2 separate regions of the Homo sapiens genome follow, and region 2 is linked to region 1. A link is an interaction called in ENCODE POLR2A ChIA-PET data of the cell type or tissue named here. Cell type or tissue: Panc1. All regions are shown on one strand. Links, peaks and the distances in the headings refer to the core of each region. The heading gives the core; the rest is flanking DNA.

Region 1 (5,381 bases), core at 209-5,208:
GTGAGCTGAGACTGCGCCTCCAGCCTGGGGCAACAGAGTGAGACTCCATCTAAAAAAAAAAAAAAAGAAAAGAAAGAAGGAAGGAAACGAAAGAAGGGAGGAAAGGAAAGAAAGGAAGGAAGAAAGAAAAGAAATGAAATTGTGGACATAAAGAAGCAGACAGTACAAGGCATCCATTCTGGTGGTGGTAGTAGCCAATATGTTCATTTTCCTGTAAAAGCCATGAACTATTGCCTTGTAGTGGCAACAGTGTGAGCAGTTCTGTAGTGTGATTTTGGGTGTTGTTTCTAGCTGTATAGTCTACAAGCCTGGTGTTCTGGCTTACTCAGGTGTTCTATGAACTACTTTATAATCTTTAGTGAATGCCTTATGTACTTCTAGTAGAGCTGGTTTAGCCATTTCAAAGTGACTGTCATACCGGAAGAACTCTAACTTGCCAGTTTTAAATTGTTCTTCTAGCTTAGGTGAAATTGTTGGTCTGAGTGTTTGGAGTGGTGATTCCATACGGGTCTGCAGTAACTCAGTTATTGCCTCCAAGCAGGAAATAATTTGTCCGAGGGGCATAAGGTAGAGTAAGAGACCAAGGCAAGTTTTAGAGCTTGGAAGAAGGCCAAGCATGCAACTTGAGAGATCCGTGTGCTCTTTGGCCCTTGCCTTGGGGTTTTATACATTGGCATGGTTCCGGGGTTTCTGTTTCTCCTCTTTTGATTTTTCCCTTAAGGTGGGCTATCTGCATGCTCAGTGGCCTGCCAGCCCTTGGGAGGGGCCACATGCATTGTGTGTTTACTGAAGTTGTGCACATGCTCATTTGAGGTGTTTTCTCTTAGCAGTCTAGTGTTTCTAGTGTTCCTAGAGGAAGGTCAGACACTGGTTAAACGCCATCATTTTGCCTCTTAGTGCACATGCTTGACCCCCTCGCCCAGCTCCCGAGACCTTACTGGGAAGCTGCTGATCACCAACACCAAATGTTTTCTATCTATTGGGAGACTGCCTCTACTGGGAGACTGCCTTTCCCTGGTGCTGGCTATGACTAATTATTATTTTATTTTATTTATTATTTGTTTATTTATTTATTTTTTTGAGACAGAGTCTCGCTCTGTCGCCCAGGCTGGAGTGCAGTGGCGTGATCTCGGCTCACTGCAAGCTCTGCCTCCCGGGTTCAGGCCATTCTCTCGCCTCAGCCTCCCAAGTAGCTGGGACTACAGGCACCTGCCACCACACCCTGCTAATTTAGTTTTTGTATTTTTAGTAGAGACGGGGTTTCACCGTGTTAGCCAGGATGGTCTCGATCTCCTGACCTGGTGATCTGTCTGCCTCGGCCTCCCAAAGTGCTGGGATTACAGGCGTGAGCCACAGCGCCCAGCTGACCAATTATTATTCCAGAGAGACAGTTTAACAACTCCCTGATCATCACCTGCTGGTGACCTGACATTCTTGGGGCAGGGGATTGGGGCAGCTAGGCAGACATGCCATGCTCATGTCTGCCTAGTGCCTACTCTAACATGAGGTTGTCAGAAATAATTAGCCTTAGGACCATATCCTTCCACTAACCCTATCTTTTCCGATCACCAGCCTCACCTTCCTTCTGGAGAGAGAAAGGTGTAGTGGATTTAGTGTTCTTACGGTCTGTGATGGCAAATTATGTGTGTTAACTTGATTGGGGTAAGGAACACCCAAAAAAGCTGATAAAATGTCATTTCTGGATGTCTGTGAGAGTGTTTTTGAAAGAGATTAGCATTTCAATCAGCAGACTGAGTAAAGCAGATCCACCCTCACCAGTGTGCCTGGACATCATTCAATCCATTAAAGGCCTGAAAAGAACAAAAAGTGAAGGAAGGGATAATGCTCTGTCTTCTTGAGTTGGGACATGCATGTTCTCCTGTCATTGGAGCTCCTGGCTTTGGGATCTTCAGACTGTAGGATTACACTAGAGCCTCCCTTCTTGTCCTAGGACATTGGACTCAGACTGAATTACACCACTGGTTTTACAGGCTCTCCAGCTTGCAGACAGCAGATCATGGGACTTCTTGACCTTTGTAACCTCACAAGCTAATTTTCAGAATAAATCTACTCTCATATATCTAGTATCTATCTATCTATCTACCTGTCTATCTATTTGCTATTCGTCTGGTTTCTCGGAGAATCCTGACTAATACTTGGCTTTCTATATGACGCTAATTACTCCACAGTGATGAGAGGGAGCTTTAGTGTGACTTTCTGGGCATCTTTGTGGCAACTGACCCCTATTTCCACATTATTTTATTTTTTTCTTTGTGTCTTGCCAAGCCTTGATTATTTCTTGGAGATCACTCATTCTGGGTAGACTCCAAAATCACTCCCAGAGACTCTCCTAACTGTATCCTACAGAGAGGAGATGCCAAAATAGTGAAGTTTGACAGCTCTATCTTGTGACAAGTACCCCTTTTTAGTGTAGCAGGAGAGGGGTTTCTAGTATAGAGAGATACTGTGCAACTTTTTCCTGGTCTGCATTCCTCCACTCCTCCCCCTACCCCCTCACCCCCTGCCCTACACAGTGTACATACCACCTGTGAACCTGAAATATCTGAGACAGGTCTCAATCAACTTAGAAAGCTTATTTTGCCAAGGTTCAGAAAATGCCTGTGACACAGCCTCAGAAGGTCCTGATGACATGTGCCCAAAGTGGTCAGGGTACAGCTTGCTTTTATACATTTTAGGTAGACATGAGACATTAATCAATATGTGTAAGATGTACATTGGTTTGGTCTGGAAAGGGACAACTTGAAGGAGTTGAGCGGAGGGGGTTTCCAGGTCATAGGTAGATAAGAGACAAACAGTTGCATTCTTTTGAGTCCTTGATCAAGGACTCAATTCACTGAATACACAATTTACCTGGGGGCAGCAAATTGTCATTTATGCCTTAGTCTCACTCAGGGAAACTGCATTTTTACATAAACAATAGGGCAGAGGAAGCAATCAGATATGCATTTGTCCCAGGTGAGCAGAGGGATGACTTTCTGTCTCACATCTGTGAAGATAAGCTATCAATTTACATTGCCAGGATAAAATTCAACAGAACTGTTTTAGGGTAAAGATCTTGAGGCCCACAAGGAATTTTTTTGTGGGAAAACTGTGAGGGAGGTATGTAGCTTTTTCATCTTTGTAGTTATCTTATTTGGGATTAAAATAGGAGGCAGGTTTGCCTGACGCATTTCCCAGCTTGACTTTTCCCTTTGTCTTAGTGGTTCTGGGGTCCTGAGATTTATTTTCATTCCAAGCACCAAAGTGGAGAATTTTTTTATTTTTTATTTTTTATTTTTTTGAGACAGAGTTTCACTCTTGTTGCCCAGGCTGGAGTGCAATGGCACAATCTCAGCTCACTGTAACCTCTGCCTCCTAGCTTCAAGCAATTCTGCTGCCTCAACCTCCAAAGTAGCTGGGATTACAGGCATGTGCCACCATGCCCCACTATTTTTTTATACTTTTTGTAGAGATAGCGTTTCACTATGTTGGCCAGGCCGGTCTCGAACTCCTGACCTCAGGTGATCCACCCGCCTCGGCCTCCCAAAGTGCTGAGATTATAGGCGTGAGCCACCGTGCCTGGCCATGGTGACTTTTAATCTCCTCTTCTCTCAGTGATTAATTTTCTCTGGTTGTTTGATGAGATTCCTAGGAAAAAAGTTCAAGACAATTGCATTCATTTTGGAAGAACTTCCTTCAGTCATGTATGGGGAACTTCAGATACAGCCCCTCCCTGCACTTGCTCTTGGAGGGGAGAAACAAGGGAAGGCCAGAGAGACCCTAATTTTGAGGCCGCTTCTAAGAGCCTTCCAGTTTCCTTTAAGTCTAAGAACTCAGCATGCCCAAGCACCATACTTTGGGGTATCCTTTTCTAATCCCCAACATATACATACAATTTGAAAGAATCACCCAAAGAATGAACTATTAAGGGCAACAATCTAGAATAAAAATTCTGAGAATTGGCCGGGTGCAGTGGCTCACGCCTGTAATCCCAGCACTTTGGGAGGCCGAGGCAGGCAGATCACGAGGTCAGGAGATCGAGACCAGCCTGGCTAACACAGTGAAACCCCATCTCTACTAAAAATACAAAAATTAGCCGGGTGTGGTGGCACACGCCTGTAGTCCCAGCTACTTGGGAGGCTGAGGCAAGAGAATCGCTTGAACCCGGGAGGTGGAAGTTGCAGTGAGCCGGGATCGCGCCACTGCACTCCACCCTGGGTGACAGAGTGAGACTCTGTCTCAAAAAAAAAAAAAAAAAAGTTCTGAAGAATTGACATATATTTCAAGGTTCTCAGGTGATACATTGATTCTATAAATGAATGCATTTAAGCATTCATTAGACAAAAAACTGAAAACAAGCCCTAATATCCTCCAATTTGGGCTGGGCACTGTGGCTCATGCCTATAATCCCAGCACTTTGGGAAGCTGAGGTGGGTGGATCACCAGAAGTCAGGAGTTCGACATCAGCCTGACCAACATGGTGAAACCTCGTCTCTACTAGAAATAGAAAAATTAGCCAGGCGTAGTGGCCAGTGCCTGTAATCCCAGCTATTCGAGAGGCTGAGGCAGGAGAATCGCTTGAACCTGGGAGGCGGAAATTGCAGTGAGCCGAGATTGCACCATTGTACTCCAGCCTGGGTGACAGAGTGTGAAAAACAAAAAACAAAAACAAAAAAAACTTTGTACACCCTGAAATGTTTAAAATACTATTTCAACATTTTCACTTTATTAATATATCCTTAAATATTTGTGATGAGGAATACACCAAAAGGTAAACACCATTTTTCTCAGGTTGTAAAAAGGTTTATCACTTTTCTCAAATGGCAAAGGAGGCACCGCCATGTCTGATTCTGGAACAAAATGATTAGAGCACTGAGTCTTGGACCCTTGAGAATCATCTTTTTTTAAATAATTTTTTTTTAAAAAAATTCCCTGCCATTGTTGCACAGAGCATAATATTTTTGAGAGGGAATTTGAGTATATTACCTATGGTTGCTGTTTGAGATGAGTTTAAATAGGACATATCAGTTGCTACCAGATCTCTATCTCCTTGAAAAGTAAAGACTTTGTAATTTTTCTATATTTGTATAACTATTGCAAAAACAGCATGTTTACCTTCATGTTTTTGTTCCCCTACTTAAAACATATATATACATATTTTTTGACAAGATCTTATTCTGTGGCCCAGGCTGGAAGCCTGGAGTGCAGTGGCACAATTACAGCGCACAACAGCCTCGACCTCCCAGGCTCATGTGATCCTCCCACCTTAGTCTCCTGAGTAGCTAGGACCACAGGTGACTGCCACCACACCCGGCTAATTAAAACTTTTTTTTTTTTTTTGCAGAGATGGGGTCTCACCATACCAGGCTAGTCTTCAACTC
Region 2 (5,381 bases), core at 290-5,289, 68 kb after region 1:
TCTTTCTGCATCAGACGTCTCATCAGCAACCTCGAATGAATGTTAGGAGAAAACAAAATAATGCCTCAAAATCTGGAGGAAAAATGTTTTAATACAGAATTCTATAGCTATGTGTAACATCAAATGTGAAGTTGGAATAAAGACATTTATAAACCTATCATGACTCAAAAAGCTGACCTACATTTTAAGACGCAAACTGAATATATATACTACAGGGAAAATAGGGGGGAAGACAGAGAAAGACATGGAACTCAGGAAATGATGAATCTGATCTAGGAGCTCAAAAATGAAAAACACAGGATGACAGCTATTCAAGAAACCTAGAATGCAACTAATCCATACGGGAGCAGGAAGCTAAAGGACTCAGAGAAGATTTACCAGATTTACCAGACAGGAGGGGATCATGCAGAATAGATTTAATTGAGAACTTGGTAAGTGTTAAGGATGTTGCATTAGAATGTATCATTCAGCTGCGAAATAAAAAATAAAAATGGGAAAAAGGAAGAATAATCCAATTGGCTTAGGACAGAAATACATCTCACGTGACAGGAACTACAGAGGTACTCTGACTCTTTCTCTGTGATTGGCACTGTTCTACCACATCTGGTGTTGGTATTACCCTTAAGCTGTCTAATCTTACAACTATAGTTAATACTGCTGCCACAAGCAGCAAAGTGGTTTTTCCCCATGCATTGAAGGAAAGTCATAACCCCTCCTCCCAATTATGAAAATATTATTATGCCAATTTAGGTCCCTTAAAGATTACATTGAACCTTAAACTTTTCTATGTAACAAACAAAATGCAGGTACTTTTACAGTGGTCATAGAACCAATTTATATATAATTTTTAAAGAATGATTAATAAGCAAGGCCATGAGATGGATGTTTATATTACACAGGAGATACAACTACATGTTTTGGAATTCTGAATTTAACAGGTGGTTGTTTCCTTTTGTTTTACAGATAGTCCTTCGAGATATTATTACAGTTAGTTAGAGAATTAAGAACAGGAGCTTTCTTAAAGATAATACAGGGACAACTGTGACTTTTCTCTCCATATGAATAAAAATTTACATTTTTCCTATCTTCTATTTTATGGCCAGAGAAAACTCTGAGTATTCAGATTTATCCCAAAAGTTTCTAAAATGACCAAACTGTTCAGAATCATGCTTTTTTCCCTTTTCTTTCTTTCTTTTTTTTTTTTGTTTTTTGTTTTTTGTTTTTTGAGATGGAGTCTTGCTCTGTTGTCCAGGCTGGAGTGCAGTGGTGGGATCTCAGCTCACCGCAACCTCCGCTATCTTGGTTCAAGAGATTCTCTTGCGTCAGCCTCTCCAGTAGCTAGGATTACAGGCACCCGCTACCACACTCAGCTAGTTTTTGTATTTTTAGTAGAGTTGGGGTTTCACCATGTTGGCCAGGCTGGTCTCGAAGTCGTGACCTCAAGTGATCTGCCTGCCTCGGCCTCCCAGAGTGCTGGGATTACAGGCGCGAGCCACCACGCCTGAGCAGAATCATGCTCTTAATTGTACTTGAAAAACAAAACTTTATCTGAAAAAACTTTCTGAGTTTTTGTTTGTATGTTTTTGTTTCTGCTAAAGCTCAAAGTTTCTGACCCTAGGCAAGTTTTTATTAGTCATAGTGCATTAATAACAAATAAATACAAATAGGGCTAATAGGAAAAAAAGGACTAAGAAACTAAGAGGTAAGAAACAGAAGAATGACAGGTTTTGCTTTAAGGAAAAGTGGAGTGGCCCGGCCTTGGTGGCTCATGCCTGTAATCCCAGCACTTTGGGAGGCCGAGGCGGGTGGATCACGAGGTCAGGAGTTTGAGACCAGCCTGGCCAAGGTGGTGAAACCTCGTCTCTACTAAAAATACAAAAATTAGCCAGGTGCGGTGGTGGGTGCCTGTAATCCCAGCTACTCGGGAGGCTGAGGAGGCTGAGGCAGGAGAATCGCTTGAACACGGGAGGTGGAGGTTGCAGTGAGCCGAGGTCGCGCCACTGCACTCTAGCCTGGGCGACAGAGCAAGATTCCGTCAAAAAAAAAAAAAAATTAAAAAGATTTGCTTCCAACCACATAAGGGGAGGAGTGGTTTATAGATTAATAAAATTGCCACGAGTTGGTATTTCTTTTCTTTCATCTTGTTTTCTTTCTTTTTTTTTTTTTTTTGAGGCGCAGTTTCGCTGTTGTTGCCCAGGCTGGAGTGCAATGGCGCTATCTCGGCTAATCACAACCTCCGCCTCCTGGGTTTAAGCGATTCTCCTGCCTCAGCCTCCCTAGTAGCTGGGATTGCAGGCATGCACCACCACATCCGGCTAATTCTTTTTATTTTTAGTAGAAACAAGGTTTCTCCATTTTGGTCAGGCTGGTCTCAAACTCCCAACCTCAGGTGATCCGCCCACCTCGGCCTCCCAAAGTGCTGGGATTACAGGCGTGAGCCACCGCGCCAGGCCTTCTTCTTCTTTTTTTTTTTTTTTTTTTTTTTTTTTTGAGAGGAGTCTTGCACTGTCGCGCGGGCTGGTGTGCAGTGGTGTCATCTCGGCTCGCTGCAACCTCCGCCTCCAAGGTTCAAGCGATTCTCCTGCCTCAGTCTCCCGAGTAGCTAGGATTACAGGCGCCCGCCACCACGCCCAACTAGTTTTTTGTATTTTTAGTACAGACGAGGTTTTACTATGTTGGCCAGGTTGGTTTCGAACTCCTGACCTTGTGATCCGCCCGTCTCGGCCTCCCAAAGTGTTGGGATTACAGGCGTGAGCCACCGCGCCCGGCCGAGTTAGTAATTCTTGAAGGTGTGTCAGGTACATTGGATGCACTGTACTATTCTGTCTACCTTTGTATATATACTTTAAAGGTTTTTCCCCACAATTTCTCTGGGAAACCTGAACCTTTCTTCCCCGTGTGTTTAGAAGGGAAGGTGAGGAGAGTCAAAGGCACATGGAGCATTAACAGTTGGAATAAACGACAGAGACACGGAAACCTCCGAGGTTTCCAGAGCGGACCCGGAAATGACGCCAGGGGATGCAAACCCTTCTGCCCCTTTTTGCTACCCCTGAAGCTTACTGTTAGTGGTCGAGTTTTTCTGGAAGTGGGCTTCCGCGATCGCGGGGACCAACGCCCTGAGCTCTTGTGCCCAAAGGGGATCGCCAGGTTTTTTGATGCGGATCGAAAGGGACTGGCCCCGGAGCCTACAACCTGACGCAGGTGGGACTTGGGGAAATGTCGAGAAACCTAGGTCTGGGACTTGAGTTGGCTTCCAGGGCACACATTCTTGTTCAGAAGAAACACATTGCAAAAATCGGGAGGTGACGGGCAGATGAAGTGTCGGCGCTTCGCCTCGGGACTCCAGTGCAACCTATGGGGCTTTTGGAAATGAGGAAGTCGATGACTCTGCAGGGACTCCTCTGACCCAGGAGCAGATGGCGCTCGTCTGGGCACTCCCCAGGAGAAAAGGTGCATCGGGAAGCAGCCTGGCTTGTGGATGGTAATAAGTCACTGTTGATGGGTTGGGTGCAGGGAGGGATTTAAGTTCTTGAGCGACAGATGCTAGGGAGTTTACCTGCTCTGGATAACAGTATCTTGTGGAGGATAGTCACCTGGAAAACAGAAATGGCGTGACTGTGTTGAATACACTGTTTGATGATTCTGGGCATCAGGTGAATAGGAAATGTGTAACGTTATGGATGAGTGTGTGCTCATCGGACAGTAGCAGTGCATCTTAACAGTCGGCCTCTCAGTCCTCCTCTTCCTTAGAATCACCTATAGAGCTTTAAAATTTCCTGGATAATGTTAATGTGCAGCCAGCGATGATGACCATTGGGCTACAGTCAAATCCAAGAGGCGCATCTCATCCTTTGTTCTGATGGACAGAAACCATTATTCTGACATCGTGCCTGTTGGAGACATTGTACCTTAACTAGCATTTAATTCATGTGTGCTGGATTCGCTGAATGAAACTTACCAGCAGGGTACTGAATCTTGAATAATACAAGGAACGAGTAGAATAAGATAGTTCTCATTTTATCCTTATCTAATCTAAGAAATCTAGCAATATTTCTCTGTTTAAGTTTTTTTTCTTCAACAAAAAACAAAATACATGTAAGAGGATTTTCTGACACTGCTGGGGGCTCATAGAATTCTAGTGTCTAGTGTCTTTTCTGTCAGTTAATGTTACAAAGTTCAGTGGTGCTCCTTTTTTGAGATGGTGTCTAGCTCTGTCACTCAGGCTGGAGTGAAGTGGTGCCAACTTGGCTCACTGCATCCTCTGCTTCCCGGGTTCAAGCGATTCTCCTGCCTCAGCCTCCCAAGTAGTTAGGATTTCAGGTGTGTGCCACAACGCCCAGCTACTTAGTAGAGCCGAGGTTTCCCCATGTTGGCCAGGCTGGTCTCGAACTCCTGACCTCAAGTGATCCACACATCTCGGCTTCCCATAGTGCTGGGATTACAGTTGTGATGATCTTAAAACCTCTAACGATTTGGAAATATTCCTCCAGTGATCTTTGTTCTGTCGCAGTGATTGTAATAACATTTATTGAGGAGTTGTATGCCCAGTACTATTAAATAGGTTTACAAATTTTGTTATTTAATCCTCACAACTCTGTTAGAGAGATTGGATATTTTTATATCCATTTAACCACAGTAAAGCTGAGGCTTAGAGGATTTAACCTGGTAATAAGTCCAACATCCCACAACTAGTAAGTGACAGAACCAAGGATTTTCATTCATGTCTGTATAACATAAAAGCCTGTGTTTTATACTTTTTTTTTTTTTTTTTTTTTTTGAGATGAAGTCTCGCTCTTGTCTCCCAATCTGGAGTACAATGGCGCGATCTTGGCTCACCGTAACCTCTGCCTCCCAGGTTCAAGCGATTCTCCTGCCTCAGCCTCCTGAGTAACTGGGATTACAGGTGTGTACCACCACGCCCAGCTAATTTTTTGTATTTTAAGTAGAGACGGGGTTTCACCATGTTGGCCATACTGGTCTCGAACTCTTGACCTCAGGTGATCCATCCACCTCGGCCTTCCAAAGTGCTGGGATTACAGGTGTGAGCTACCGCGCCCAGCCATGTGTTTTTTACTTTTTAGTCAATGGGGCACTTCAGATTACAAGATCTGTGACCCCCCCACAACCATTCCATGAACTATTGGTTCAGCATATAAGAGGACCCGTTTTCTGCCATTTCCTGCATGATGCCTCTAGCAAGCATTGCAATCACAAAGACCTGGGTTTTTAAAATTATTACAAAGAAAAGGAAAGCTTCAGTAGTATGTTGATTAAAGGAATGTCTAGAAAAGGGGAATGGGATATGAGAACCAGGTTACACCAAATTGACAGTTTATGAAAAAATAGTAACCAAGAATATGATACTAATTTTGACTAATTGG

What was found. Peaks named below come from ENCODE experiments on the same cell type or tissue, not always from the same donor. Only the 100,000 strongest peaks of a DNase experiment are listed, where the experiment ranks them.
Region 2: POLR2A ChIA-PET joins it to region 1 with 15 read pairs; 7 of 35 experiments call an interaction of 5 or more read pairs at or near these places.

The regions. Positions count from the first base shown.
Region 1 is chr6:27,622,905-27,628,285 of GRCh38, forward strand. No RefSeq gene overlaps it. Among named protein-coding and RNA genes, the nearest start is that of TRI-TAT2-3, 5.8 kb to the right of the region's middle. RefSeq lists an enhancer at 2,053-2,102. In Panc1, for the core only: no CTCF peak of the experiment used is centred there; no DNase peak of the experiment used is centred there.
Region 2 is chr6:27,691,026-27,696,406 of GRCh38, forward strand. LINC01012 (long intergenic non-protein coding RNA 1012) reads left to right here and starts at 3,010. Exons shown (of 4, transcript NR_038294.1): 1 at 3,010-3,481. In Panc1, for the core only: no CTCF peak of the experiment used is centred there; a DNase peak (open chromatin) is centred at 2,926; H3K4me3 peaks cover 2,465 bases; H3K27ac peaks cover 1,537 bases.